Linked DNA regions of Homo sapiens: all the other regions are linked to region 1. A link is a loop called in an ENCODE intact Hi-C map of the cell type or tissue named here. Cell type or tissue: psoas muscle. All regions are shown on one strand.

Region 1 (8,000 bases):
GGAAAATGAAATGCCAGTATCCTTTTAGTGCCACCATCTTCTCCCATTAACAATGGAAAGTGATGATCATAGCTAACATTTTTCTGAGCATTTACAAAATGCCAGGCACTATTCTGAGCATCTTACACACTTTAATTTAAACTTGACAACAATCCTATGAGGTAGACTCTAAAACTGACCACATTTTAGAGATAAGGAAACTGAGACACAGAGAAGTTAAGGAATTTCCCAAAGTCACACAGCCAGAAAGCGGCAGAGCCAGGACCCAAACCCACGCCTTTGAACAGCAGAGACCATATTATGTTCTGATGCAATCAGATTCCCAATCAATCCAACCTGTAGTCTTTCATTGTCCTTTGCACCACTCATAACCTGAACTAAAAAATATTCTTGCCTTTTTATGAGTCCATCAAGCATGTGACAATACCCACTGGTACTGAAAACAACTAAATCACCACTAGTTGCTTATGACGTAACTGGAAGTCATCATTGAGAATGAGCTTTTTAAATACAGTGCAGGCATGGTCTGTACTGAGGCTTAATGAACCAGAAAAAGCAAACTGCAAGAAAAAAGTTATTTTATGACCTCTCTGGGAATTGAGACTCTATTTCCTCCTTTTTACATTTTTTGTATTCCCCTCAGCACTTCATGTGTTATTGTGAACTTCATAGGCATTTAATAAACGCTGGTTGATGAAGTAAATGGAAGGCTCAAGTGAATTTTAGGCAAATTAGCTTTGGAGACACCCCATTTATTATTTACCCACTTGACAAGATGTCACATCCACAAATCCACAAATCCTTCCCAACATTTATTACTTAATTTTCAAAGTGCCCCCATCTCTCCTCAGGGAGGAAGGTGGGGCCAAGTGTTATATTCCCATTTTGACAGGTGAGAGAAACTGAGATATAAAGAGTTGAGCAGTCCATTGCCATGGCAACCCAGCCAGTCAGCCGAGGAGCCAGTCACAATTAGGTTTAGGGCCTGGGTCTTGGTATCAAAAGAGGCACATGCCAAAATCCTAGCCTCCCACATGACTGATGCTTTTCAGAAGAGGGAGGAGGTTCCCAACATGAAATGAAATGCTTAGCTAAACATAAAGGAAGGCTGCCAAACACAGTTAGGTCATCGCATTTGACTTGGAGAGAACATTCTGTTCACGCTATCAACCTGCATTCACTTTCAGCACACTTCACCATAAATACTTCTGACTCACTATCTCGGGAAATATTTTTTATCTTAATAAACTCAATGCAAAGCATAATCTAAATCAGCTTGCACATTCTTGAGTTCAAGCCACAAGCTGAGTTTAATAAAATCAGCCGAAAATAGCGGGGGACTTCTGAATAACCACAGTTCATTATCTGATACAGGGCTGCTGGGAAGTCCTGAACACACAGAGCTGAAGGTAAAAGCAGGAGGTGGGTAACCTGAAGGTATGAAGGGACCGAAACCATCGGATGACCCCACCTGCTGGATCTTAGTTCTCACCGGACATCTCACTGGAGGCACTGCTTATAATAATAGACTGCGTCACACCAACCAAGAGCATGGGCTCTGGAGCTAGACTGCTTGGCTTCATATCTGAGCATCACCTTTTACTTGCTGTGATTTAACCTCTCTAAGCCTCAGTTTCCTCAAATGTGAAATGGGCTAATAATGATACCTACCCATTAGGGATGTTGTGGGGGTTAAAGGATTTAATCCATCTCTGGAATATCAAAAGTATTCCAGAAAAAAATACTGATACCTGGGTCCCACCCTTAGAGATTCTAATTTAATTGTTCGAGGATGGAATCCAGACATGAGCATTTTTAAAAGCCCTTCTCCAAATGATTCTCCTGTGTAGTGAATAAGAGAACACCTGGCTACAGTAACTATCACTACCATTTCCTGACCCCTGATTCTTGCCTGGCTTCCTGTTAAACCCTGTAATTAACTTATTCCTCAAAAATCCTCAGGAGTATTCTCCACTACAATCCCTTGTTTACAAGAAGAAACCAATGCTGAGACATTAAGTGTGTTGCCTAAGGTCACATAACTGATAAAGAGTGAAACCGCACCTCCAACCCAACCCTTCCTCTTGCACTCCCCAGTATCCAAACCTCTGCCCCAGGTTAAGTACCGAGGTGGCACAATGAAGATAAACATTTTCTGGGTGAATGAACCTGCTGGAAACCAGGGGATATGATGGTTAAAAGTGAAAAGAAAAGAAGTGCTGTGCTGGGCTGGGTGCTGGCCGAACACATTTTCTTGAAAACACAAGGACTAATGCATCAAGCTGAGCTTGGGCTATTGACTACAGAGTAGTAAGAGTGGGTTTAAAGAGTATCCACTGGACCAAAGACAACAAATGGCCAATAATGTGCCTCCTTTTTGGGGAGAGAACACACACACATTAAGAATGGTTCTGCAAATATGCACTTAGAGCAAAACCCCCTATAAATCAGGGTTAATGGGGAAAGACAGCCACCTTTATAGTTCTTTCCTTAGGAAGCCCAGTTAGCATGTGGTGCCACTCAAAGGAGTTTAAGAAAACTTGCACTTTGCTACTTAGAGGCTTATTTTAATGAATAGGTCTTTTTTACAAATAGACAAATTGTATGTAAATGCACTCTTAAAAGCTCAGGGAAACTACTTTTTCCTTTTAAGAAAAGATCTCTACCAAATTAGAGTGGCTGGTCTCCAGCATTTAGATTGTTTTATGTCTCAGGTATAATTAATAAAGGTGGGAGAAGAAGGGAAAAACATATATTAGGCACTGATTCTATCAGGCATTTTACATGTATTATTGCATTTTGTCATCACCAGAACCCTGTATATATACATAGGATTTTCCAGCCCCATTTTAAGGAAGATACCAAGGTTTATAGAGGTCTTAGCATAGCTAGACTGTACACAGGTTGGACTGGAACTCAGTTCCATTGACACTCTTCTCCTGTCCCTACTGCCAATCTGCATTTTATAACATACTGTCATTAAGAACTTTTCCCACTATTAATTGACTTGAGACCATCCAGATAAAACCTCCTTCCCACACCAAAGGTGCTATGATTTTTACCAGTCTTTATTTTTACCCCAGGAGCAGGTTATTTAATGGGATCCTTAGTAACCACAAATTAGGTTACTCTAAGAGACCTTTTGCTGATTATAAGCTTTTGTGGATATATGGTCTGAATGTTTGTGGCCCCCTAAAATGTATATGTTGAATGCTCAGGGTGAAGAGGTGGGGCCTTGGGAAGTGATTAGGTCATGAGGATGGTACCTTCACGAATGGGATTAGTCCCCTTATAAAATAGACCCCAGGGACATCCCCTGCCTCTCCTACCATGTGAGGACACAATGAGAAGACAGCTGTCTGTGAACCAGGAAATGAGCCCTCAACAGGGAGAACCTGACCATGCTGGTGTCCTGATCTTGAACTTCCAGCCTCCAGAACTGTAAGAAATAAGTTTCTGTTGTTTTATAAGCCACCCAGTCTATGGTAGTTTATTATAGCAGCTGAACAGACATAGAAAGTGTATTTTTGTATCTATTTTACCTCAAATTTTCAAGTGTTTTTATTATGAGAAGGTATCATTTTGTTACTTTATATTTATCATATGTGCACTTTTCACTTAAATTTCTAAGTGGGAATACTTAGAATTTATGAGCAGAAACAAACTTAACCATCAGGGAAATGACTTGATTTTTATATAATATGACCAAAGTCTTTTAACTAGAATTTTGAATACAAAGTTTCTGGCTTGAGAATTGGTCCTTGAGTTTTGGTGAAATATTCCCAATCTTGTTTCTAACTTTCTCAGCCTCATCCATCCCAATTTTAAAATGCTAAATTTTTAAAAACTAAACCCCCATCTTTAGCTGAATGCTAGGATGATAAGTAAATCTATAGTCCTAACAACTCTTTAGGTTTAGGGTACATCTACATTCCAAGAAGTCACTTGAAGCTTTTCCCATCCCTGTAAAACCAAACCAAATAATAATAACAAAACCACCAGCTATTACTTTGCTTCACTATAACTTAGTAAGGGCCTAACTTAAAAACAACAACAAAAAAGCAAAGTTTCTGACCCCGGGGCTTAAGCTTTATAGGTCACATTGCAGCCTAAAGACTGCATTCTCCTTTGTGGTTGAATTATAAACCTTTGAAAAATGCTGACAGACCTTAACTATAGCAGGACAGGATGAGTGGGTCCACGTAATGAACTTTTACATGACTGGAGATAGAATCTAGAAAGCCAAGCCTGAAATACATTTCTGGTTTGGGCTTTGGGCCAACACAAACAGAACACATCATAAGTCATCTCTGTGATTTCAGTACCATGCACAGGAGATGCCTCAGCATCAACACGACACATGATCCTCACTGTGGAAGCTTTTGGCTGCTTCTATGTCATGCAAATGCAACAGTTGTGCTTTCAGCTCTGGTAGAGAGCCCTGTGCTAGGAAGAACTAGGCCACATTCAGGTCATTCAAAGACAAAGTCCGTGTGTATTTTCACTACCCTGGCCTGACTCTTAGGCAGTGGCTTGCCCAGTCATAATAAATTCTCAAGCATTTGATGGCTCTAAGTGGAGCCTAGGTGGCTTTCAAAATAAAAGTTTGTCATTCTGGCCCATGAATTTCTATTCCTCTGGGGATCCATAAAGTCATACAATCTCAGTATTCTAAAGTCACATCTTGGTTAAACAGGACCAGAATCCCTTTGTGTGCCAGTCAGCATTCCAACTCAGTTCCACCAAGGCTGACACTCCAGTTTCATGTTTTCCCAGAATGTAAACTTCAAGGAGCACAAAAGGGCACACAAGCCATTCTTTCTCCCTTTCTCCATTCATTATGCAAGATCTGTATTTCAAAATTTAAAAGAATCTGCTGACTTGACCACAACTCAAGGTCTCCTGTTAGCAGGGCAGTGCAATGGTGAAGGCCCTGTCACTTGAATGTTCTCTCTCATGAATGGGGCGGTTTTGCCTTGAAATTTTGAACCAGATTCCTCAACAATTAGAAATTATCTGCTCTACTGCTTTTCAAGAAAACAGAAAAGCACTGAGAAATCTGGAGATGAAGACTGAAGGAGCTACTATTTTCTTTGTAGCAAGAGACAAAAATCAATTCAACACACAAGGCCGTGAACTTTGAGGATGGGACCATGCCTTTTTCATTTGCTGTGGCTCCTTAAACTGATCACAGGCTTGCTAAAGATAGACGTGTAAAATGCTAGATGAAGAGATGAACGGATCTATTTTTATTTTGCTATCTATTATAAATAGATAAACAAAAACCTAAGAGCCTGCACTCAAAGATCACTCATCCTGGCTACACAGTCATGCAGGTAAAGAGATAATCATGATAAAGTGTGATCTGGGTATGTTCAGGGTGGTAAAGAACCCTAGAAAGGGGAAACTTAACCCATTTTCCAGGCCAGAGGTGTCAGAGAAGGGTTTCCAAAGGAGGTAACACCTTGCAATCGGTGGAATTTTTTTAAAAAGAGGTGATGCGGCCTCTGTCCTTCAGGAGCCCCTTAAGATCTGGAAGGAAAGCAGAGCTATTCTAGGGATCTAATTTGGAAGTACAAGTCAGAGTGAGAGCAAAAGCCAAGTGTGTGGTCAAGATGCTGAGTGTTGAAGGCATTCACAAGATAGGGTGGAGAAAGGGAGGCTGAGATCAAAACAGGCTGGCCAAGGTTACTGAGGTGGTGGCAGAGAGGCCAGATGGTTCCCTGACTTTTATCAGGCAGAGTGGGCAAGACCCAGTGTGGAGTGGAGAGGCGGAGAAACCCCAGACTTCCTGTCCTCTTGCTGGAATGTGCAGGCATTTAGGGGAGGCGAGGAGTAGACAGGAGAGGGGAAACAGAAGATAAATAAGCAAATACTTATTAAATACTTGTGCGGACATGGAGGGGGGACCTGTCCCATCTCTCCTTGGCCTCGCAAAACAGTGATACAAAAGAAACATATGAAAATAATCAGAACAAGGAAAGAGGTAAGGAAAGGGCTGTTTTATGCTCAGGAGGGGGTGAACCTGTCCAGCTCTAGAAATCAGGGAAGGTGTGAGAGAGTAGGGGGTGCTTGCATTGGGCCTTGATGGAGAGCAAGGCTGCAGAGGGGAGAGGAAGGGCAGAAGCTGTGCAGTTGTTTTGGGGAGAGTGTGGCACACAAACCAGATGCCACCCTTGGTGACATGTACCATGCATATCTGCTGAGGACTCCACAGTGCACTTCTCACAGCTTCCCCACTTCACTGTGTTTCTGACATTAGGTCAGAAATTATTAGCATTTTTGGTAGGAAAGTTCCTCCTCCAGCAGGATTGCTAGCACATGGTAGCGTGTTTAACATCCTAAACCCCTATTCAATAAATGTCAACTGCACACCCTCATCATGGTGACAACTAAAAACAGAACCACTCATATATGACTACATTGAGGAACCCCAAGGCATCTTTTCATCACGGTCTTATTAACCATAGAGCCTAGCCAGTTCCCAGCACACAAGAATTGCATGATAAAACAAGGCCCTGATCCACCTTGCCTGCCCATGCTAACTCCTAGGCCACTAAAGTCCATAGTTAGCAAATTCTGTGAGTAACTGCAGCTCGGGCTAGCAAACTAGTTGCAATGGATGTAGCTGTCAGTGAAGCCAGAAACTATCAGTTGTCTGAAAATCATGGCTTCCAGCTGAAATGAAAGCTCCCTGAAAAGTGTTCATTTTTTCATATTTCTCATGCAGGAAGACATATCAAGCAGAGATGTAGAAAACTATCTGCAAATTGTTTGATGCTCCTTCTATGAGAAGGTGGAGTCTGTGTGCCCTTTCCTTGCACCTGGCAGGACCTCTGTGATCGTGTCTTTCTTGCATGTGGCAGGACCTCTGAGAACAGAATGTTGCAGAAGTGACACTGTGTGAGAGACTTCAGAGTCAGGTTTAAAAAAACTTGAGGCAATCCCTCTGGGAGCCTTCAGTCACCAGTTACCCTGAGGCCACCACATGGAGAGTGCTTGGAGAGAATAAAGAGAAGCTCTTGGACATCTCTTGTGCAAACAACACTTGTGTGTGAAACAGCCCCAGCTGTTCCAGACTCCAGCTGTTTTTGTCTTCTCAGTCGAGACACCAGACATGTGAATGACAAAGTCTTTAAGATGACCCTAGACCCAGCCACCATCTGACTGCAACCACATGAGAGACTCTGCACAAGAATCATCTAGCTGATCCCAGTCAACTCTCAGAACCAGGAGAGAGAATAATAATACATGATTGTTGCTGGAAGCTACTATGTTTGTTGTGGTTTGTTACCTAGCAGGAGCTAACTGATACACAGCTCTCACTTGAGATTCTAAGGAGTGAAGTAAATTCTCTAGAAAAGCAGACATTTATTGGAGAAGTATCTTGTGACAGATTCCGTGCTAGGAAGTAAAAGCAATGACTTACACACAGTCCCTGGTTTCAAGGATCTCCCAGGGGAGATTCAATATGAACATGGATTATCACAAATATTAGGAAAGAATAGACCCAAGAGGCACAGAGAATACATGATGGGAGTATATTCTGGGAGACTCCTGGATGAACTCGCTGTGATCGTGGGCTAGCAAAGTTAGTAAAGTGCCCTCCAGATGGGAAACCCCAGGGAATGAAGTAAAAATAAACATAAAGAACTTTGGTCCTTCCACACTGTGAGTTTGTTGAGGACAAAAAACATGTACCCCAGTACCTGTCATGTAGCAGAATCTTGCTCAGTTTATATTTACTGGATGGATGGGTGGATGGATGGATGGATGGCACTAGGGAGCCAGCCTAGAAAGAACATTGGCTGGCCTGAGGACCAGAAGGCTAGGGATCGAGTCCTAGCTGTGTGACCCTGGGTAAATCACTTATTTTACCTGTCTATAGTCTTCAGTTTCCATATCTGTCTAATGTGAGGATAAGGCTAGGAGATCTCTGAGGTTTGTTCCCAACTCAAACCTTCTAGGGTACCAAAGGGCAAGTATGAACATCCATCTAT
Region 2 (8,000 bases), 67 kb after region 1:
TTTTGGAGCGCCAACATGAAACCACAGGTGAAAAATTCCACACCCGACTTCATGTGATAGGTCACAGTCAAAATGCAGTCAAAATTTTGTTTCAGGCACAAAATTACTAAAAAATATTGTATAAATATTCAAGCTATGTGTGTAAGGTGTTGATATGGTTTGCCTGTGTCCTCACCCAAATCTCATCTTGAACTGTAGTTCCCATAATTCCCCATGTGTCATGGGAGGGACCCAATGGGAGGTAAATGAATCATGGGGGGCAATTACCTCCATGCTGTTCTCGTGATAGTGAGTGAGTTCCCATGAGATCTGATGGTTTTATAAGGGGCTTTCCCCCCACTTCACTCTCATTCTTCTCCTTGCTGCCATTATGTGAAGAAGAACATGTTTGCTTTCCCTTCTGCCATGATTCTAAGTTTCCTGAGGCTTCCCCAGATATGCGGAACTGTGAGTCAATTAAATCTCTTTTCTTTATAAATTACCCAGTCTGGGGTATGTCTTTATTAGCAGTGTGAGAATGGACTAATATAGGTGTATATGAAACATAATGAATTTTGTGTTTAGACCCATGTCCTGTGTCCTAGATATCTCACCATATATATGCAAATATTCCAAAATCCAAAAAATTCTGAACTCCAAAACACTTCTGGCCCAAGATTTTTGGATAAGGGATACTCAACCTGTAGTTTCATTTTCCTATATCCATTTGAAGGTGCTAATGAGCAATATGACCAAGTGACTGACAAAAGGAGGAAGAAAAAAGATGACACCGACAAACCAGGGATCTAGATTCTCCTTATGCTAGAAATTTCTCCAAAATGGTGGAAAGTTGGTTATGGTTTTATAGTACATAACAGTGTATATCTAGTTAATGAATGATGTTGACACTGGACTAGAAAGATGTGGACCACATTAGGTCAAATTATGTTTCTCTGGCATTACCTGGAGCAATATTGGAATTTTGATTCCTAAAGTTGGCCAATTTTCTCCCTCTGAGCATCAACAGTTTTCTGAAATCACCACTTTCATGCTTAAACATATAGAGAGATGGCTGTGGGGTAGCAGAAAGCAGAGTGCAAAAAGCATTATGAGATTTGCATTCAAGCCTAAATGCAATCCTTTCCTGGCTGTGCTTCCTCAGGTCGGCCTTTCCTACTTTTCTGTGGTTAAGTTTCTTCACTGGGAATGTAAGAGAATTAGACAAGATCACCCAACCAGAACTCACACTCCATGACATTACCTTTTGCTAGCTTTACCACTAGTGTATCACAGGGGTATCTAGTTTTTGTGCATGCTGTTAGTTAACTTAAAAATGCATGTCTTGGCTCTCTAAAGGACTGTAAATTCCTTGAGGGCAAAAGCTCTACCATAGACTTTGTTTTTGAAACCATATAAAATACATTTTTTCAAATTCCCCACAGCACTATTAGCCCAGTGAATGATCAAAAATACTTTCCAAATGAATGAATGTACCCACGAAAGTCGTGATTTACTCTTCAGCCAACAAATGCCGTCTGTTTTAGCAATCCCCAGCATGAATTTTGGAAAATGCAGGGTGCTGGATGTAGACTGAAATGATGGGAGCCTCTCTCCCCTCTCCCAATCACAGGTCTCTAATATTGACAAGATGTCACCCGCCAAGGAAGTGCCTGAAAGAGCTCAGCTTTAGCAGATTGTATAGCATAAACCTCAGACAGGATCACGGGAGCTCAAAGCCAGGGAGAAATTACATAACGCTCAGAAATTTGCTTTGGCACAGGGTGGGGACACTGTGGCACCGCTTCGTGTGTGTTCAGCAATTTCAGCATCCCATGATTTTTCTGTTTTATACTTCCGGGCATGAAAAAGAAAGGTTTCCGCATAACTGCTTAACTGGAAGACAGCTGACCCAAAGAAAAGTTGATTTCTGAGAGCTCATCCAGGCAGCTAATTATGCCATCTCAGTTATTAATTCAGTTTTTTAAAGACTGAAGAGCTCCCATATAAAAAAAATCCAGGTTTCATTGCTATTTCTAAGGCAGAAAGAAATAGACATAACTTAATCATGAATCTCTTCAGTCCAGTGCCAGCATGATTCTATTAACAAGATATATCGTACCATCGAACTATAGTACTATAAAAACATAATCAACTTTTATTCGTTTGGGAGATATTTTGAGCTTGAAGAGAATCCAAATTCCTTGCTCCAGTATCCTCTTTTTTCCTCTTCCTTCTGCCAGCCATTTGGTTTTACTGCTCGTTAGCACCTCCAAAGAACGTGAGAAGATGAAACCTGTAAGTTGGGCCACTGTAGAGCAGTTCTGGCCAATTGCCTACTGGGCAAAAGTGATATTTAATCTATGCTCTGACTGTTCTCAGTTTATTATAGATAATTTAAAAAAAGCTCCAATACAAAGACGTTGGGAGAAAACCTGTAAGTCTTTGAGTGCAATCCCACTTTACAGATTATAAAACTGAGGCACAATGAGGCAAAATGTCTTGTCAGAGATCACATCGATAGCTAAAGGCAGAGGTGGAACCCAAGTTCTGCACTGTCCCCCTCATACCTCAGTAAATGTAGTGAAAACATAACTCAGAGAAAGATATGAGAAATAAGAGTTGGTAGCCGGTGGTGATGGTGTGCACCTATATAGTTCTAGCTACTCAGGAGGCTGAGGCAGGAGGATTGCTTGAGCCCAGGAGTGTGCGGTTACAGTGGGCTACGATCATACCACTGCACTCCAGCCTGGGCAACAGCGCAAGATCCTATCTCTAAAAACAATAAAAAAGAAAAAAAAGGGTTTACATTTCTAACAAGTTTTAAAGGAGATTCAAGTAATGTCCACATTAAAAACTCATATTGGAGGCTGAGGCAGAAGAATTGCTTGAACCTGGGAAGCGAAGGTTGCATTGAGCTGAGATTGCGCCACTGCACTCCAGCCTGCGTGACAGGGGACTCTGTCTCAAAACAACAACAATGAAAAACACCTCATATTGAATTAATACTTCAGAAAGATTAGAGTAATATTTATATTCAATAATATTTCTTGACCACCTATTAAGTGTTCTTTTATTTTTTTTCTCATATGCTTTTCACCACAGCCTAGCTGAATTTGTTTTAATATTTCCATTTTGCTAAGAATGAAGCTAAAACTCAGAGAGATAGAGATTTGCTCAAGGCCACACAGCTAGTAAGAATTTAATTCAAGGTTTAAACCCAAATTCTTTGACTCAGTACAGAGCTTTTCCACTCATCTCAATGCTTTGCAAACTTGAATTTTCCCCATTCTACCCTCACAATGTTTGTTACCAGAATTAGTATTTATTTAATATTTCCCTTTAAATTGATTCACTATTTTTATTTAAATACATTTAGCCTTTACTTAAGCAATAATGTTGATGAACTTATGAGTGTTTAGTGGGTTTATTACACATATGAGTTTTATATGTAAGTTAAACACATAACTTTGAAATCTTTTTTAAAAAATGTCTCCGTGTAGCACCCAAAATAATTGCAAACAGTGATATCTACTCCACACTTAGAAAAACCAGTGTCTCATAGGCATGTTGTAAGAAATAAATACATAGCACTTAGAATACTTAGGGTTCTGTGTTCATTATTATCATTAGTTACAGGTTTCTAATCTTCACATATATCAGAATCTGCTGTGATTCTTGTTAAGATGCATATTCCCAGACCCCACCCCTAGATCTGGGATGAAGTTCAGGGATTGGGTTTTTTTTAACAAACATCCAGCAAGTCTGTTGCTGATGCCCCTAAAATTGTATTTTGAGCCACCCTGTGTCCCAATATTGGGGACTCTATGACTAGTCCCTGAAGCAGGAGTCACTTAGCACAACTATCTCCAGTCATATTTTACATGAGTGTTCTATTAATTTATAGTCACCAAATCACAAAGCTGAAGAGAAAATTCCAAACAGATTGTCACGGATTCTGTTTTCTGAGGTCTTCTTTACAAATCTCTATCTTCCCACTGGGACTGGGTAGAGGTATGGAGAGGGTAGATAAGTTCACTCTCTGCAGGCATCGCATTATCGTGGGTGGAACTTCCCAAAGCAGCAGTCATAAATATGCTCTGGGCAGCCCAGGGGGAGCGTTTGATCTTCTGCCCAGAGATCTCTGCTTGTCATCTGCTCAACCTCATTCATCGCAATAAAGACAAGGAGCTAAATTAGAGGGTGAGATCCAGTGTCGAGGATCTCTGCGAAGGAGACAGGGCAGTCACCACCCCTGACAGCAGGGAAAGAACGGGAGACAAGCTAGGAGGGCAGGGGCAAAGAGGTGGAGTATTGCTGCAAAGCCAAGACAGGCCTGCAGGTGGGTGAGACCCACATGGGGGCTAACAAGGAGAAGGAGAGAAGCAGCAGCCTGCCCTTCCTGAGCACTGGCTCCCTGCCTCAGAAGCGTGGGCACCACTGGCTGCATGGTTGGCTCAATCCTCAGCATTTCAAGGAGGTTAGTGGTAACCATGAGCCATGTATTGTTTAGCTGTTCAATTAAAAAATAAAAACAAATTAGTTGGCAACATTGACTATAAAGAAACTGTATAGTAAGTCTGGACTTCCAGCTTTTCTTGAAAAAATGGAAAATCTCAAAACACTAGGCCCATATTCCAACATGGCAATGATTAACTGGAATTAAGTTGTGGTCGCTTCCATTAGACAGTATTGATGTCCAGTTAGCAAGAGTCCCCATTACTTTTCAGTGGGTCATGCCCAACCTTCTTAACTCATTTTTACCTGCCCTGGTTGGGATTTGAGCTTATGAATCGTATGCCACCCACCTTACTAAGTAAAACAAAAATGTCCACATCCCTTCTTTCCTTCTTTTCTTCCACAAATATCTATGTTTGCTTAATGCTAGTACCCAAGACCTAACTAACACCTCATAGATACAATAAATGTAAGTTGAATAAATAAATAAAAAAACCTTACTGAGCCTAAAGCTGTGCTAGGCACTGCAGGGAGATACAAACTTGAGCAAGACATGACATAAGACTTCAAGGAGGGAGCCTGGGGCAGAGAAAAAATGCACCAAAGTTGGAGTCTGACTTAACTTTGCCTAAAACTTTGTGTTTTAGGCAAATCACGTAACCTCTCTGAGCCCTGGGTTCCTCATCGGAAAAGTGAGGATGAAAATGCTACATTCCTCATGGGGCTGTTTTAAGGTCTAAATAAAAGGATGGATGTGAAAACTTTAAGTATTTGAGAGCCCAGGTTAGATGGCAAATTCCTATAAGCACAACAAATATAGAAAGGGAAAACAGGCATGAGACGTAGGCATAGTGCAAAGGAAAAGAACACAGCCAGTAGAGTGCTAAGAAAAAACTTCAGGAATGAAATGGCTTTTAATCTGGGCCTCTTTAGGATTAGGTCTTACTCAGATAGGGTGAGAAAATTCTAAGCAAAAGAAAGGGTAAGTGTGGAACGGTATACAGTGGAAAGGTGGGTTTGATCAAGGCTGGAGAATAGCCCATGAATGCCAGGCTAGGGTCTGAGAACCTGATAACACACAATATACTGCTCTCCAACTGCTGGCATGAGCAAGACCGAGGACAAGGGCTTTATCATCTGCTGACTTTCCTGGAGCCTGAGCCAACTCCTCCTACTCATACCCATCAGGTAGATAAAAGGCCGTGATTCCGGTGACCACACACACTGCCAGACAGACCATTCCAGATCCTCCCTTTATAAGCATCCCCATTAGATTGTAGACAATGAAGGGCTTTAAACCAATCTGGGCAGCAATCTTTAAACTTGGCCCAACTTTTACAAGATTTATGAAAACCTTTCAAGTGGGGTTTTGCAGATGATTTATTTTTATCTTTCTGAGTAATACATATATATATTAAAGCCCATAATGAGATGAAAGAACTGGTAGGTATCTACCAGATATCTACAGCTCAATCAGTAGTTGAGCTAACCTGGTACTTAATCAAAGCACTCTAAGACCAGCTTGAGTAAATATTAACAAGATTATTTTAATTACAAAAATACTAATCAAAAAGTGGACTAAGCACACTTAGTGCTTATTGTGGGCCAAGCCTTGTTCTAAGTGTGTTACACATATATTAACTCCTTTAATCCTTATAATAGCTTATGGGTTAAGTAATATTATTAATATCCTCCTTGTATAAATGAGGAAAGTGAGGCCTAAGGGGTTTAAATAATTTGCCCAAGGTCATATACCTAATGAGTGAAAGGGTTGTGGTTTGCTCTCAGGTAGTCAGAATTCAGAGTCCACTTTTTAGCCACTGTGCTATACTGTCTCTCATGAACAGCATGAACATCTATCTAGGAAATAAGGATGTGATCACAGAGGGCTTAGAGGGGACTGACCCCCATCTGTACTGGCTGGGTCCTCCAGCAACCAGGGATACTGTCTGAGTGAGAGGAAGCCCTGCAATTGCAAATGCCTTATTAGCCAGGCTCGCTTTTGCTTTTGACAACCAGAGAAACATAGAAGGTTAGAGCTAAAGATTTTTTAGAGTTCATAGAGGGAGGCAGCAAGGGTGGTGACCATGGAATCAGACTGCCTGCATTGGTTCCACCACTTCTGCTCTGTGCCCTGAAGCTGGTTGCTTAACTTCTCTGGATCTCAGCTTTCTCATCTGTACAATGGAAATAATTATACTTTGCTCATAGCGTTGTTGGGAGGATCAAAATAATTCATGTAAAGTAGTTAGAAGGCGCCTGGCAGAAGACGCTGTCAGTGAATGTTAACTATTATTCTTACTTAGGCATTTTTCTCCTTTCTAATCAGAATCTTAGACAGCAGCCCATGTATGATTCCTTTTATACCAATGTATTTTTTTAAGTGCGGTTGATCTTAGGGTTCAGTGGCATGAACTACACAATGTGAGTTTGCCAGAGAGGTTGAAGAGCTTCCTAAAGGAAGCAAGAGTTATAACCAGAGTTTGGTCCAAGGAAGGACCAAGAGAACAAAACAATTGGTGTGTTATTATTATTACTGTGTAACCTTACTTTTATGTCCAGACTAATGTCATCCGGAGAAACAAAAATTTATCTTTTAATCAATATTTATTAAGTACCTACAATTACATATTACTGGGCTAGATTCTAGAAACACAAAAAGTGGTGGCCTCTGCCCTCACCAAGCCCATGGTCTTCTGGTGATAGCAAGGAGACCAAGCAGTGTCTTAATGGTGATGATGGAGGAGGTACAGGGTCTATGGCAACAGGAAGTAGAGGTGTCCAACCTAGACTTGGGAATTCGATAAAGATTTCCTGGAGGAAGTAGTGTCTGATTCAATATCTAAAGAATGAAATGGGGTGGTTCAGATAAATGAGGGAAGGAGTGGGGGAGGAAGACGCAAGGGAGAGAACATTCTAAACAGAGGTAACAGCATGCATGAAGATATAAAGGTCATAAGGTAAAATGAGTATGATATGGATAAAAGAAAGTAATGATTTATGACTAAAGTCTTAAGATTTGAGGAAAAAGAGGGCAGGTAATTAGACTGGAGAACTCAGGAGTGCCATATTAAAGAGAAAGGGCAGTGGGCAGCCAGGCAGGAGGCACTGTGCAGAGGAGTCATGTGATCAGAGTTACAAGGAGACAGATTCATCTGTCTGGAATGTGAAAGGGAGAAAGACAGGTGGCAGGGAAACCTCAAGAGAGGTAGTGGTTAGATTAAAAAGAAGGGGACTGAAATGAATGAGATCAACACGGGAGGGGGAATCCACAGAACTGGACGGTTCATCACACATGGAGGGGTGGAAAACACATGGAAGAGCGGAGATTTCTGGCTCGGACACTGGATGGACAATGGGGCCATTCATGGGGACAGGAAACACAGGAGAAGCCAGTTTGCAGGGAAGAGAAGTGGAGATGACACCAAACTCAGTTTTGAACAAGCCAACTTATACACAGTTGTTAGACTGCCAAGGGGAACTATCCAGCTGACTACCAGTGCTATGAGTCCATAGCTCAGGAGGGCACCCCAGCCTAGACTTATAGATGGCCAATCCTTCCTCAG
Region 3 (8,000 bases), 110 kb after region 1:
AAGTAGCTGGGACTACAGGCATGTGCCACCACACCTATTTGTTTTATTTTGTTTTGTTGTAGAGACAGGGTCTCCCTATGTTGTTCAGGGTGGTGTTGACCTCCCAGGCTGAAGTGATCCTTCTGCCTTGGCCTCCCAAAGTGCTAGGTTTATGGGCACAAGCCACTGCACCCAGGCTAAATTCCAAATTTTAAAAATTAAAACAAAAAAATTACAAGGACAAACAAAAATTTGAAACCTACCTTAGTGAAAGATGTGATTAATATCATGGGCTTCACGGAGATTTCATTGAACAGCAATCCGATCAGTATTTGTGAAGCAACTCCCCCTGCAAGGCACTGGGAATACAGTGGGGAGCAAGTGGGCACACTCAGGCCTCAAGGGACCTTGAGTAAAAAGGTAATGGCCATAAATGGTGCTCAGTGTGGGGAAAGTCACTAAGGGGAGGTGCAGGGGGCTCTGGAGCACCAAGCCAGATACAGTCATCCTTCAGTATCATGGGAGATTAGTTCCAGGATCCCCTCAGATACCAAAATCTATGGATGCTCAAGACCGTGATATAAAATGGCTTAGTATTTGCATATAACCTATGCATATCCTCCTGTATACTTTAAATCATCTCCAGATTACTTATAATACCTAATAAAATGTAAGTGCTGTGTAAATAGATTCTATACTCTATTGTCTAGGGAATAATGAGAAGAAAAAATTCTGCTCATATAAAGCACAGACACATTTTTTTTCTGATATTTTCCATTTGACTTTGGTTGAATCCATGGATCCAGAACCCACGGATATGGGAGGCCAACTCTATATTCTCTGGGGGATATCAAAGAAGGCTTCCCTGAGGATGTAAAATCTCAGCTGAGACTGGAAACAGAAGAGGGAGCCAGGATTTGGAAGGAGGGCTAGGGAGAATCTGGTGGTGTTTAGGCAGAAGAGCACTGTAGTAGACCAACTGTGAACCTTCTGAATGTGTGATCAAGTCTAAATGCCTGTCTACACGGGCTCTACAGCAACAGGAAATATATTAACACTGGAACAAGTAACTAATCAACATCTACAGACTCAGTAGTTTCCTCCTTTGCAATCCATGTCACATGAACACTAAAAACACACTAATGAAATATTAACTTCCTCTATGACATATTTCTTCTTGCCTCTAGGTTCAGAAAACTCTCATTTCCCAAAACCACCTGCACCTTCAGGCTCTGATTTACAACTGTACTGCCAATGTGGCTCCTTCCTTTCTCTATTCAACGTTAGGACCACTCACTTCTCTGAGCCAGCCATGCCCAAGATGGCTATCCAGAGCAGCTTGCACTAGAAGATGAGATGTGGTCACCACACATGTATAAATGATTCAGCCATATAATTAAAAAAAAAAACAACTTCAATGACATCTGCAGAAGTTAGAAGGATGTCTGCGCTCTAAAGTGGGCAATAGAGATTATGCAATGAACTCACTGCAGAATGTAGAAGGGTCCATCTTGCAGTGTTGGTACCTGAAAGGGCATTCCTAGAGTGGAAGAAGAGCAAGTCCACAAACCTGCTGAAGTTCAGATCTCAATTCAGAACAGGGAGTGGCAATGGGTCTGGGATGGCAGTAAAAGGACGGCCCAGGGCCACTGAACATTCCATCCAGAAGCACTGCCGGCTCACTGAGAAGTGCAAAGCATTGTGCTAAACCTCAGTCACTAAGAGATAGAAAGATGAATGAGACATGACCCCTGGCCTGGAGGAGCTTATAGTCAAGTGAAGGAAGCCGAAAATTAATAACATCTTGGCCCAATTCCTTGGCCAATTATCAGACATCTCCTAATTGATATGTTTCTCAACCATATCATTGGCTTCTAGCTCTAAAAACTATCAAAGCTCCAGACAGGAAACACACTGGACACATAATAAAAACTGGGCTATTGATGAGATAAAGTTGTCTACTGGCTGATTGCCTCATTGAGTCAACAAATGGCCCTGTGTTTGGTAATGGCAATATGAAGAGGCCTAAATCAGAGACGGCCCCTGCCCTCAGGGAATTTATATTCACCACTGTACATTTGCTCAGTACTTTGCAAATGTTCAGAGGACTCTTATACATAGAACTTCATTTGTTCCTGATAGCAACTTTACAAGGAGCTAAGGAAAGTGCTCAGAAGGGTAACATCACCTGCCCCAGATCTCTAGCTAAAAATGGCATCGGCAGGATGTGTTATTCCAAGGCCAGTTCCCAGATCACTACATTGTGTGGTGTGTGACTTGAATGTAGACAAGGAAGGAAAGAAGGAAGAAGAAATATAATGGTGTCAAGTTAAATTTCTTTCTCTCCAATTAACTTCAACTTTCCCATAACATGCGTTAAAAAATAATTCTTAACTTAGTCATATATTCCTTAAATGCTGGAAGGTTAGCATTCCAGCAAAACCTTCAAGCATTTAAGGTAAGGGTGTTTTAGAAAACAGTCATTATTCCCCCCAAAGCATGCATTTTTTATGAAATACCACAATGACTGTTCTGTGGGAGAAGAGGAGAGACTTCAGAAAGCAGCTGAATCTAAGGTCTCCACCTTTTCACTTTAGAGCACCCCTTGCTTAGCTTTGATAAACCAAGGCAGAAAACGAATAGATTGCAAGTGCTCCGTGATAATGTGTTTGGAACCAATAGATCTTCTTCACTTATTTCTGGACAATAAGAGGTCAGCTGGAAAGCACCAATAGTAGAGTTCTTCATAGCAACTCATGACATAAAAGACAACTAATGGTAAGGCTGAAGGCATTAATCCTTTCTCCATAACGGTCTTTCAATCAGCAGGTAATGCCACTGGGATGCCAGTGTGTACTTAAATGGACTTTCCCATTTTATTCCTGGTTAATCTCCCTTTCACCCTCTCAGAAATGCCAGCAACATCCAACTTGGGATTTTTACCAAAGCTTTCATAATTTGAAGGACTTTTTTTTCTCCTTTACATTTGAAACCACAGCTACCTCATAAATAACTCCTTTTATCACAAGTGTGGATGTTCCTGTAATGCTACCTGCAATATGTCAAACGTTTCAAAAGTTATCTAATGTGCTAGACAGAAACTGCTTTTGACCTCTGGGTTAACCAAAGTTAACCAACAAATGTGACTGCTTTAAAGGCTCCTTCCTGCTCCAGCTGCTGTTTCAAGCTATAAATTACTGCCACTCAGGGCAGTGACAAGACAGGGTAGCAGGACTTTTTCTGACACTGTACAGTTTGTGATTAAATATAGTCTTGGTTTCCTTTCTCAGTAATCAAGTATGTGGACATTATATATAATCCTAAGAGGCCTTCTTGGTAAACTACCCACAGAATTTAAAAACCATGTGGTAAATGATTAGAGGGAGGTTGTGTTTTAATAACTTTTTGGGGTTTCCGTTAGAGAAATTTGATTTTACTTAGTTCAGCACACCTAGGCCTGATCTGTGCCACCCTCTACAATTAACCTGACCATTTCACTCTGTCTCTGACTTCCCATTAGCTGTACCTTGGCACAGGCTGTGCCCTCTGCTGGTAAACAGGACCTGGTCCTCAGCAGTTGCAGAACTGCATCTTAGCTCATCTGATGCTGACCAATGATCTCCTGGGCTTGCAGAACTAAGCTATAAGCATAAAGTTCATACAGCTCCCTCCATTCTGTTTTCCTAACCAAAGGCTGAAAATTAACTCTTGCTGTCCAGGAGCAGGGACATTAGTTTTTGTTTCTTTGGTGGTGGTGTTGGCAGGGGAGGGAGGTTGGGCAATGAATTACTGAACCATATTTTACACTGCAACAAAAAACCAACAGGCTACTTTTCAACATTTGGTTTACAATCATTCTCCCCTCTACCCAAAAAAAAAAAAAAAAAATTCTCCCAAATCAAACAGAGCTGGAGATGGATGGCAGATTGCTAAATTCTTGCAGAGTCAAAATGTAAAAGAAGCATGATAAATTGTTACTTGGCTCCCTCATCCTTCCTTTGAAAAAATAATTTACAATGTGGGATGGGTTAACTCCCCTTCACATCATCTAAATCCTCAGAAAATCTATGGCAGGCTCAGTCTGAAAGGCCAATTTGACCCCACAGACCTGTCTCTTACAGGATCTTCTCAGGCCCAGACATTAGACGTAAGCTGTCTGTCCCTCAAGACCCTGATATCTCAAAAGCCAAAATTGTAAAATATACTTTTTTAAAAAAAGGAAACCCTGACAAAGCCAACCCAAATGTTTTCTTTCTGTTAAATTTAAATAAGTGTTAAATTAGATTCCGCCTTGCAGTCCTTGCAAGTCCAAGTCACGGGGTAAGAATTTGGTAAACAGTTTTATCTGTCAAAACCATCCCACAGGATCCATTTAGGAAATAAATGAAGTTGAGGGTAAAATGTGGCCTTTGTGTCAATGATAGCACCTAATATTTGTTATATGCTTACTACAGGAGCCAGGTACTATGCTGAAGATTGTATGGGTCTGATACCATTTTGATCCACACAGCAAGTCCATGAGGTTGGTGTCACCAGCATCATGCCCATCTAACAGATGAGCAAACTGAGCCTTAATGAGTGTAAGTCTCTTGTCCAAAGTCACACAGAGGGTGACTGGTATGGCTCGGTTCAAACCAGGGGGGTCTAGCTCAGAGCCAGGCCCTTACTGGGAAGCTCAAGGCCTCTTGCTCCATACCGGCCACCCAGGTCCATACCAGTGGAGTTCACCTACAGGATCTTGACCTCGTTCTTATCATCAAATCCCTTATGTTCACCATAGGGGATTTACCATGAGGGATGTTTATCACTGCTTTATTGCTCTCCCTGACATACCTCCTCACCACCACCAACAACCCAAACTGAATCCTGCACCTGCAAAGCAGCAGCTAGCTGGAGGCCAAATCTGAGACAGAGCCCAGCTCCCAAGCCTTGGTGCTCCCATCAGCCCTCACCCTGCTTCTCTGTACTTCCTTATTCACTGTGGCTCATTGTGCAGAAGCTGTACTGACCCCACATCCAGACACGAAGGTGCGGAACTTGCTCTGGGTCTTGTATGTTCAGTCCAGGCAGAGGGCATGTCTCACCTGGGATGTGTATGTTCAACACTGCATGACATTTGCTGGTGGGAACACAGGCTTTATAGTCACAGCTCTGCCTACAGATCCCAACTTCACCAATTAGCTGGGTGACCTTGGTTTTCTCATTGAACCTCTCAAGGCCCTAATTTCTTCATTTAAATTACAGGCATAGTAAAGATTTTCAGAATTGTTGCAATTAGATAAAACGTACAAAGCAGTTGGTGTTCAATAAATGTTAGTATCTCTGCCCAAGAAATGGCAAGATCTTAATGGTCTCTTAACCCTTCTGCGATGGAGTTAGAAAACTTACGAAAGAGAGCAAAGCAACCATGCTTATTCATTCAGCAAATACTTATTGAGCACCTATTATATGCCAGACATTTGATTGAGGGTTTCATACTCCTACTGGGCTATTTAAGCCCACTTCTGGGGATGTAAAGGGACACTGATTAAGCTCCTGCCTAGTACCATGCAAGTAACATGGAGAATCTCAATGACTGTCACAACCATCTGAGGCCAGAATTATTAACCCTGTTTTACATATAAGGAAATGAAACGCACTGTGAAAGGTCCAGAAGCTTGGCCAAGGTCCCACAGCTATAAGATGCAGCAGGCACCACTACTATGCTGCCCTGTCTCTCAAGTTCCATCAGATGCCAGATGGATAATCCTTTCTCAGGACTCTTGGTCATTTTCCATTTGATCCCTCCACAGTGTTTAATTTAGGGAAAATTAAAAAGAGGGTCAGTTCTTATAATTTTCAACACAAGTCAATTAAGGCTGGCAAGATCCCTGGGCTCAATCTCAGGCCTTGCAACTGGGAAGGGAAGAGGCATCTTTCAGGACTCTTGGCAATTATTACAGAGATAAAGGGCTGTCAGACAGGTGGGCAAAGAAGGCTCAGAACTGTCACCACCCACTCTACCAGCTCTGGCCCTACACCTGCCATTCTACCACCCAGTTCCAGTCTTCAAGCTCCAGGTAAAAATCAGTGGAATGAATACCAAGCAAGCTGGGAGAATACCCATACACTGCCTCTCCTCTACAGCAAGAGCAACAGGATCAGCTGGATGCAGGTTCAAATCCTGCCTCTGTCACTTACTGGCTAAAGGAGTCACCTACCTCCTCTGGGACTGTTTTCCCTTCTATAAAGCAGGGAAAATAATGATAGATCATGATAACATCACTTGAGGACATCTGAGAATCAGGTAAGGTAATGTGTGTAAACTGCAGTTCCTTCTAAATGGGAAGAACCATCAGGGGCATCATTCTTCCTTGGCTTTGGGGGCAGTAGAAATGCTACCGACCAAGCCAGGATGGTAGAGAATTTACATGATGATGACTCTCATTGGTAGGCCTCACTTCTCATACAGCACCCAACAGCCTTTTTCTAGTTCAGAAGATGGGCTGAAGGAAGGGAGGCCGGGCTATTCTTGCCGAGACCTGAGTGCTGCCTTTTTTCCTCATTTTCCACCCAAGCAGAGGTCCCCTCTTTCTGCACACAATGGGACTCCATCAACCCACTTCCTCTCCATTCCCACTCAGCTGGGGCCCCCATAGGCCAGCCAAGAATCCTATCTATCACCCCTGCACCTTTTCCACCTCTTCCTCCCATGCCAGGCAACCTCCCCTTCACTCATTCTCCTCAGGTCTATTGAGCATCTTGCTACAGGCCAGTAACTGAGGTTAATAATACTGGCTTTATGTATTCGATGGCTCAGTGCCAGCCCCTGAGCTAGGTACTTTATAAATATTATCTAATTTAATCCTCACTGCAAGCATGTAAGGTAGGCATTATTATGAGTACATAATATGAGTATAGCAGTTTCCCCTCATCCAAAGGGGGTACGTTCCTAGACCCCAGTGGATGCCTGAAATCATGTATAGTACAGAACCCTATATATACAATTTTCCCCTATACACACATACCTGTGATAAAGTATCATTTATAAATTAGGAACAGTAAGAGATTAACAATAATAACTAATAATAAAACAGAACATAGTAATATGCCAGCATCACTACTCTTGCACTTTGAGGCCATTATTAAATAAAATAAGAGTTACTCAAACACAAGCACTGTGATACCAAGATGAGTATACACTGTGAGGATCTATCTGATAACCCAGATGGCTATGAAGTGACTAATAGGCTCTAGAAATTGTAGACAGCTTAGATACGCAGGACAAAGGAAGGATGCAGGTCCCAGGCAGAACTAAGCAGGAAGGCGTGAGATTTCACCATACTACTTGGGACAGCATGTAATTTTAAACCTAGAAGTTGTTTATTTCTGGAATCTTCCATTTAATATTTTTGGACCACAGTTGACTGAGGGTAACTGAAACCCTGGAAAGCAAAACCTTGGATAAAGGAAGACTACTGTACTCGAGGTTCTGAGATGTGGTCACTGGCCCACTGCCACAGAGAAGCTGGGATTCGAACCCATTTTGTCTGACCTCAGAGCTACGTACACCTCTTTCCACTGTTCTACACAACCTCTAAGCACTTCTGCTTATATTGTCTGTGATTTACTTTATTTTACTTTATGTTTTGAGACAGAGTCTCACTCTGTCACCCAGGTTGGAGTATGGTAGCGCCATCTCGGCTCACTGCAACCTCCGCCTCCCAGGTTCAAGTGATTCTCGTGCCTCAGCCTCCAGAGTAGCTGGGATTACAGGCACCCACCACCATGCCCAGCTAATTTTTGTCTTTTTAGTGGAGATGGGGTTTTGCTATGCTGACCAGACTGGTCTCAAACTCCTGACCTCAACTGATCCGCCTTTCTTGGCCTCCCCAGGTGTTGGGATCACAGGCGTAAGCTGAGCCACTGCATCCGGCCTTCTGTGATTTACTTTAAAGCTCTTGAGTACTGATATTGAGATGAACATGTGTGTTTCTAAGTTAAATTTAATCTAACTCTGAGGATGGATAGTTAACATTTGT
Region 4 (8,000 bases), 430 kb after region 1:
GGTGAAGATCTCAGATTGATGGGCCTGTGGCTGAGATTTAGAGCAACTGTGAACCTCTGCCTGACAGAAAAAGTCCAAGGGATAATGTGTGGACAGAGGCAGGATAGGACAGCCAAAAAGTGAGGGTGGTAAGAGGCACAAAGACCCTCCCTAGGCCCATCTTCTTATCCCCTCCCTCTGCCTTCCAATGGCCTCAGTATTTGGAATAATCATAATAATCATAGAATCATCAGAATCTTCTCTTTACTAACCAGTTACAATGTCAGGCCCTATAACAAGTGCTTCACAAATTTTATTTCATCCTCACAAGAATCTTTCAAGGCAGATATTACGATTACTCTTTCGAATACCACTTCTACATATGGAGGAGCTGTCTATGGCAAACTGTGGGGTAAGTGATTTTCTCATGGATTTGACCACAAAGCGGTTAGAGTGAACTGTGTGGCCCAGCCCAGAGAGGAAGCTGGGCTTTCATGACAGGTGCCAGTCTTATCCCTGATTCCATCTGAGTTTTCTACACTGATTTCCCTTTTGCTTCATTTCAAAATCTTCCTTTAAAAAGCACTTCATCTTGTTCCACAGAATGCATTTTTCAAAGTCCCCATGGAGGTGGTATAACCTAATAGTTTTATTGCTAAATCAAAAGGCCTTTCCCTGTCCCCACCCAGTTATACCATCCCAGATCCATTTTCTGGCCTCTGAAGTCAGGGGACAATTTCACACAGTCGAGGTGGGCACTGGCTTAGCATTTGGGTTTCAAGTTCTATGGTTTAGAGCTGACAGGACTCTCTTCCTCGGTCAGGGCCGGGTATTTGGCCATTTTGTCGGTTTATATTTTAACAAACCTTCCCATTTTGTACAGCTCCTAAATGCCTCACCAAAGCAGGTTTAAACGTTTACCAGAATGGAAGAGAACTGTATCCCCAGGCCACTGCGGTAGGCTGCAGAAAGCAGAATGCCAGACTCTGCCTCAGCAAGAACTGTCTCTTAAGCTCCTCTCTACAGGTCAATGTGCTTGAACAGTATAAAATACAGTAACTCCCTTTAAACAGTTATGCCAGTTGAGTACATTCATCTCAATTAGCATTATCTCTTTCAAAACAATCACCTTGGGAAACAACATATTTATTCAAACAATGCTGACACCTCTCTAACTCTTTTAGTGGGTAACTGTTTTTACTGTCTGCGGCACTTTCTTTGAAAGTCCTCAGTCATGACAAATCTCATCCTTTGAGAATAGATTTGAACTTTGGAAAAAGACAAAAATTGGCTGGAGCCATGTCTAATGAATAAAGTGGGTGATCAAATCTTGTTACATCGCTTTAGGTGAAAAATGAGGCATGACTATAAAATAATGTGACTGGTTTTCCTAGGTGACCCATAAACTGACTGGCTGAAAGATAATTCCCATAGAGGAGTTTCAAATGCTTTGAGCACTACACGCATCACTGGAGTGCGTGCATGGTTCCCAGAGTGGCGATTTGGCAGGGTACGATACTAATTTGGATATATAAGTTCAAATATGTTTATAAAAAAAGAAATCTGATTGCTTACCCTCACGAAAATGAAGAAGCTATTCTGGAGAAATGTCGCCTCCTTTTTTTGACAGCCTGGTCTGCTGTGGACAGAGAGTCTGCCAAGAAAGACACACTTATCTTCTGCAGAACGCCTTCGCTGGGCACACCACCCATCCCAGGCACACTCGCCTATCCCAGGCTGGCCCTGAGCTCCCATGACCATCTCTTTTTCCTTCTGTGTTAGCTTTTATAATACCTAATGGTTACTGTCTGGTTTTGCATGTGTCAATCTTCCCCATTCAACTGGCAGCTCCTTGCGAATGAGGACATCTTTAACCCTCCCATGCTCAGGACAAGGCACACAGAAGCATGGGATACTAATTCCACTGCTCCTGACACAGCCCTTACTTTGCTTCTCATGATCCTGTGGTTTCACTTGGTAAATGGAACTTCCCCTGCCTGGCAACCAAAACTGGACATTTGGTCCATGTAAAGTCTACCCACACAAACGTAGAGACTGAAAGTAGACTAACGGCTGCTTAAGGCTGAAGGGGTAGGGAAGCAAGGGAGATTGGCTGCTAATGTAAGGGGTTTCTTTTAGGATCATGGAAATATTCTGAAGTTAGATTGTGGTGATGGTTGTACAGTTCTGTGAATAGACTAAAAAATATTGAATGATTCACTTTAAGTGGGTAAATTATATAGTATGTGAATCATACCTCAATAAAGTAGTTTAAGACTCGTACAATGGCAATGTTTGTGCCTTGGTTCCTTTCTAAAGTGGGGTTGGAATAATTGACGGCCAAGGTCTCTTCCAAAAATCTAGCTGCCCATATAAAATTAAGTTCTGTCTTCTCTCTGTAACACTACCACTTGAAAATGACAGTGATTTTCACCAGATTTGGAGGGAATGCTTAGGACAGTATAAACTATTGGTTGTTTCCCAACATCAATTCTCTGTTTCATTTGGTTTGTCAAATCCCCAATGTTTAGCTTGACAGATGACACCCAGAATAAGACTGATATTTCACAGCCCTCCTTGCTGCTAGAGGTAGGCTTAGCTAAGTTTTGATTAATGCGACATGAGTGCAACAGATATGTTCAATCTCTGAGAAAGGTGTGCCTTCCTCCATCTTTCTCCCCTGTTGGCATGTTAGCTGGCATGAAGGTAAGGTGGTGGGCAGCCATCCCGGACCTAGATAAGAGCAACACTCCAGGGAAGGCTGCACAACAGAAGAAAAGGGGCATGGGTCCCTGTGTATAATGGAGCCACACATCAGCCCTGGACTGCCCACACCCAGGATATGAAAGGAAGGGTTCCATTACTATCAACTTTTAAGTACTTTATTTGGAAACTCTGCTAACAGCAGCCAAACCTACATTTTAACAAAAAAGTTGGTATTCTGTACCAAAACAGAATCTAAAACATTGGCATCAGCATGCTTTTTATGGCATGGAAAAATTTGTTGCCTCTGATAGCATGGAAGGCAGACCACTGGCCAACCAAATTTGTAGCTTGAGACAAATGGTTGGCAGAATTCAGAACATGAGTGCTTGTCAACTACCTCTTGCTACAATAAAGACGGGAGCTCAGGCAAGGGCTGGCCATTCTGCAGAGAGAAATAAAGGCAGGTTGGGTTCTGCTAAGGGAAGTTTTGTTTTTTGTTTTTACTGTGGCCTGCAAATGATACCGTCCAAGTCCAGGAATTTGTGCCATCACAGAGTTGAGATGACAACTATTTGTGAAACCAAGTTAAATCAGCTATACAGTAAGCAGCAGGCTTAGCAGAGAAGGCTGTGTCTAAAATCTTTCCCAGGGCTAGGTGCGGTGGCTCACACCTGTAATTCTGACACTTTGAGAAGCCAAGGTGGGTGGATTGCTTGAGCTCAGAAGCTGGAGACCAGCTTGGGCAACATGGCAAAACCTCATCTTTACAAAAATACAAAAAATTAGCCAGGTGTAGTGGTGCATGCCTGTAGTCCCAGGCTGAGGCTCAGGTGGGAGGATCACTTGAGCCTGAGAATTCGAGGCTCCAGTGAGCCATGATCACACCACTGCACTCAGCCTGGATGGCAGAGTGAGACCCTGTCTCAAAAAAATAAAAATAATAAATAATAATAAATAAAATATTCCCCAGGATTCTCTGTCAGACAATGGGAACTAGCCCACCAGCAAAATCAGATTAAGGATACTGCCTTCGTACTAGCCTATCTTTTCCACCTGTCTCAAGGTAGCCATCAGTAATAGAGAAATCAAGGGAGGCACAAAGCATCCAATAAATACAAGTCAAAGTTTTTAGGTTTCAAAACTATCTAGGTGAGAACTTTCACTGTGATTACCAGCACATGGAACTGATCAGGATAGGCCAGAAGACTACTAAATTTGTGAAGGTACTGTACAGTGAAAGAGCCAGGAGCCTGGCCTGCAAAAGTCACCCCTGCCTCTTTTCCTCCAACTTTCATCAGCAGGAAGCAGGTTACATAAGCTGTACAGCCCCAAAAGGACTTTTAGGGCCTTCTCCAATGTCCACTCTTACTCAATAAATATATTTACATGAGCAGGTGGATAGAGTTCCTCCCTGAGGGTGGAACCAGGGTTCCCTGTGGACCTACTCCACTGCCAGGACAGGAGTGTGCATTCCCAGCCAGGACAATGCGACAATGTGAACACTCCTATGGCTAGTGACTGGTCTACATATGTAAATATACAACTATATCCCCTCTCTTTACACACACACACACACACACACACACACACACACACACACACAGAGTTATGTAACTCCCTCCCTATATATATAGTTATACATAGTTATGTAGTGGGGACAGGGGGCCTGATAATTTGTCTTTAACTTTACACAAGGAGCCACACATGGGCTTGATGGAGAGAACTATGAACACTGAGTACTGACTGGGTAACTGGAAGGAATCTGGGGTGCCTCCACTGGAAAGGAGTGCTGTGTTTCAATGGGCAGGAAGAACAATGGGCATGGCTGTCTTCATGGCCAAAGAGGTGGACCATGGCACATATTTCTAGTGTTCCTTCTCTTCTTTAAGGTAACAGAACCACTCATTTTCAGGGGGCCATATGCCTCTCAATATAGAGTCTACATTTTCAGCCCTTCTTGCAAGTAAATGTGGCCTGCATGTTAGATCTTCCCAGTGGATTGTGAGCAATAGTCAGGTACACAATTTCCTGATTTTAAAGGGGGAAGACACTCTGCCCCATCTCTCCCCTGTGCCCACTAGATGAAACATGGATGTGGTAGTAGAAGCCATCTGCAACCAGATGGGCAAGGGCAACACCTTCAAGATGGCAGAGCAACAGGATTAAAGAGGCTGGGTCCCAACATCATGGATCCATCATGCTAGTCTTGGCCTGCTGACCCACAATATTCCACAAGACAGAAAAACATCTTGTTTAATCCACTGTTGTTTTGAGTGTCTGTTACAACAGCTGATTGAACCTATAAAATCGTAAAAATTCCTTATAGGCTACGTGGTGTACATCAAATTCACTTTGGAAGGCACCTCAAAGTATACTCTTTCAGAGTGGTCCAAACAGATCTGCAGCGGTAAGATCAAGCCTTGACAGGGAAATCTGAGATTTCAAATATAAGCCCGGTAGAAAGGCACAGGGCATAAGTGCTCCAAGTTGCAGGTGATGAATCATGATTGAGATGATTCTCATATGTGCACTCTGAGTAGCATCAAGAATGTGCAGTGTAGTCACATCATACAAGTATTTATCTTGCACAAATGTAACTGTTGTATATAGAACTTCCAGGGAGACAAAGAAGACAAGAGTGAAATTTAAACAGCATGGGCAATTCTGCCACCATTTCACCCAGTGACCACAGGCCCCTGCTCAGTCTTAGTCCCCACGTGCTTCTCAAAGTATGGGTATCTTGAGTGCACTTCTGCTATTTAAAGACATACCTGTTGTGTTACATGTTGTTCTCCAATGTGGTACTTTCCTATGGGACTTTAAGGATGATTTTGACTGAAGTTTCATCTTCCACTCGAACTCTAGAACCCATCCCACTGTAAAATGCAATTTCCTCTATTAACTAGATGATAGTTAATGGCTTGCCCCCATTGATCCTGGGAAGCCATCTGGTCTTACGATTCTGTTCTACTGACTCAGTTTTCATTTTTTATGTGGAACATTTAAGGAATAAAAACCAATGTGCCTCGAGGTGGATTTTGCCTCTTGTTTTACATTGTGATTCCAGAAACTGGTTTTAATTCAACCCAGTAGTGAGAAAAATAGCTCTGACTTACATAGCAAGATCTCCGCACTTCCCTACTCCACATACTCATTTCCTGCTTAAAACTGCCCAGATTAGCATTATCCTCAGCCACTCTCAGTGGGAACCTGGTATTTGGAACATGGCCCAACACCCCTTACATTCTAGGAAGAGTGGGGGCAGTTCCCAGGCTCTTTTCCTGACTTTGTGACCTGGGACACCTGAAAGGTTTGTTGTAGACAGGAAATAAGGCCATGCATGTGGCAGTAACTTGTAAAATAGAAAACATGAGGTACATTTTTAGTGCAGTTGCTCCTTGCAGAGTATGAAACAAAAATACGGAGTTGGGGGGCAGTGAGGGGAGCTTTCTCTTAAACATGCCAAATTCTCTCACCTATGGTTCTGCCTGGAACATTCCTCTCTGCTCTTCACCTTCAGGTCTGGTTTTAGTTGTCACTTCCCTACTCCCTCTGCTGGAACCAGGCACGCCTCCTTTATGCTTTCCTAGCCTCCTTTGCTCACCTCCATCCCAGTGCTGACAGCACCTTGTGGCAGTTCTCTGCTTGTCCGTAACCCACCTAGCCTCCAACACAAACCTTCACCTTAAGTCCCAAGCATGTGAGGACTGGGCCTGTATTGTTCTCTGCTGCAACCTACGAGATCACCATGAAGTTTCACCAATCAGCTCATTTTGAGCTCCCTGCCAGTTTACAATCCTCACACTTGTCGGTTTAGCCCCCAAATGGCTATGACACCATGCAGATTAAGCCCTCCGGACTCACACAATGTAGTAGCCATTTCAATTCACTCTTGAGCAACATTTCAATTCACTTGTGAGCACATTGGAGTACAACATACAGGACTAATATTTGGTCAGAAGGACTTTTGTCACTTACCTCATAACTCTACATGTGGTGACCTGGTTAGAAAATACTTATTGGGCTGAATCAATCACACTCAAAGCAGCCAAGAACAAATTCATATATTAGTTGCCAAAATAAGCCATATGGTATACATGGATATTAAAACAAAATTTCACCTTCCCTGCATGCCCTTAATGGCAGTTTAAAAAGAAGAAACTTAAATCTGAGAAGATTCTTGTATAATATAGATGGTCCTATCAACCCAGCATGGTATAGATTGGTATTTCCCAAAATTCTTCTGTTTGGGGTCCTTTTACAAACTCTCAGTACTCATATATTAAAAGCTCTGAAACTCCTACTTAACATTGCCCAAGCCAGTTTCTCCATGCTATTAACCAGCATATTATAACAATCCCCAGAACTACTTGCTCTGGGATATATTTATTTATGGAAAAGACCAACCAGATGAAATATCAGAAGACTGGAGTCCCTGTTCCAACACCATTAGCATACTGGACAAGTCAACCAAATATTTCTGTCCTACCACCTATCGCATTTCATCCTTCAAAAACACTTTGGGGTACTCATAGAGAAAAAAAGAACATCTTTCCAATATGAAAACATAATTTTCCAAGTGTTTCTGATTCATGATTAAATCTTTATTGGCATGACTTAATTAGCATTCCCCACTGTGTTAATTCAGGGCTGTCTTTATGCCTTGGGGAATCAGCTCAGTGGTGATTTGGAGAAGCTATGGGAAGGAGGACTTCCAACAGCTGAAGTTTAAAAAACTAAACAAAACAAAACCCAGCTTACATCCATCCGCGTATCCCAACACTAAGCACAGCCTTCTCACCCTTTCCAAACAACTCCCTATGCTGCCCCCTTGTGATTTCTTTCCCCTTTGAGGACCCCAGGGGAGAAAAGTCTTCTCCGCAGTCCTCCCAACTGAAGCCCTCGGCTAGCCATTACTTACTTAACACACTCAGGAGCCATTTTTCAAAGGTGGATCCCAACTGTGAGCACAGCTTCAAAGTCAGCAGAATAACTGGCTATGTCTGTGTGGGCCTCAAGGGAACTTGGAGGAGAATAAAGGGATCAGTTCAAACTTTCCTGCTTCACTTTCTTAGAAGTGTAGCTCACTCAAATCAATCTGCTGAAAGCTCTTCTAAAGTCTAAAGGGGTCCAGACTACACCACTGTGACATAAAAATTATTTTGAGCCAGTCATTTAAAAATAGGCTTTTTACTAAACTCCTTCATCTGTCTTAAAAGCAGTGTGCCCCAAAGGAACTCTGGAGTTTCACAACCAGGGAAGATCGACTCATTACCATAACTAAATAGACACTGGCATAAAACTACCACATCTCC

What was found. A loop is a pair of places that touch in the nucleus more often than their neighbours do. Peaks named below come from ENCODE experiments on the same cell type or tissue, not always from the same donor. Only the 100,000 strongest peaks of a DNase experiment are listed, where the experiment ranks them.
Region 2: it touches region 1 in a loop (2.3-fold over the local background); 12 of 110 quality-filtered maps call a loop at or near these places.
Region 3: it touches region 1 in a loop (2.6-fold over the local background); 15 of 110 quality-filtered maps call a loop at or near these places.
Region 4: it touches region 1 in a loop (2.9-fold over the local background); 3 of 110 quality-filtered maps call a loop at or near these places.

What each region holds. Positions count from the first base shown.
Region 1 is chr1:64,036,020-64,044,019 of GRCh38, reverse strand. The region is part of intron 2 of ROR1 (receptor tyrosine kinase like orphan receptor 1); the gene reads right to left. Among named protein-coding and RNA genes, the nearest start is that of ROR1-AS1, 72 kb to the left of the region's middle. In psoas muscle, no CTCF peak of the experiment used is centred here; a DNase peak (open chromatin) is centred at 4,379; H3K27ac peaks cover 3,573 bases.
Region 2 is chr1:63,969,408-63,977,407 of GRCh38, reverse strand. All of the region lies in intron 1 of ROR1 (receptor tyrosine kinase like orphan receptor 1), which reads right to left. Among named protein-coding and RNA genes, the nearest start is that of ROR1-AS1, 140 kb to the left of the region's middle. In psoas muscle, no CTCF peak of the experiment used is centred here; no DNase peak of the experiment used is centred here; H3K27ac peaks cover 338 bases.
Region 3 is chr1:63,930,891-63,938,890 of GRCh38, reverse strand. The region is part of intron 1 of ROR1 (receptor tyrosine kinase like orphan receptor 1); the gene reads right to left. Among named protein-coding and RNA genes, the nearest start is that of ROR1, 160 kb to the right of the region's middle. In psoas muscle, a CTCF peak has its summit at 3,537 (motif pointing left); no DNase peak of the experiment used is centred here.
Region 4 is chr1:63,601,206-63,609,205 of GRCh38, reverse strand. All of the region lies in intron 1 of PGM1 (phosphoglucomutase 1), which reads right to left. Among named protein-coding and RNA genes, the nearest start is that of PGM1, 12 kb to the right of the region's middle. In psoas muscle, no CTCF peak of the experiment used is centred here; no DNase peak of the experiment used is centred here; H3K4me3 peaks cover 2,466 bases; H3K27ac peaks cover 7,804 bases.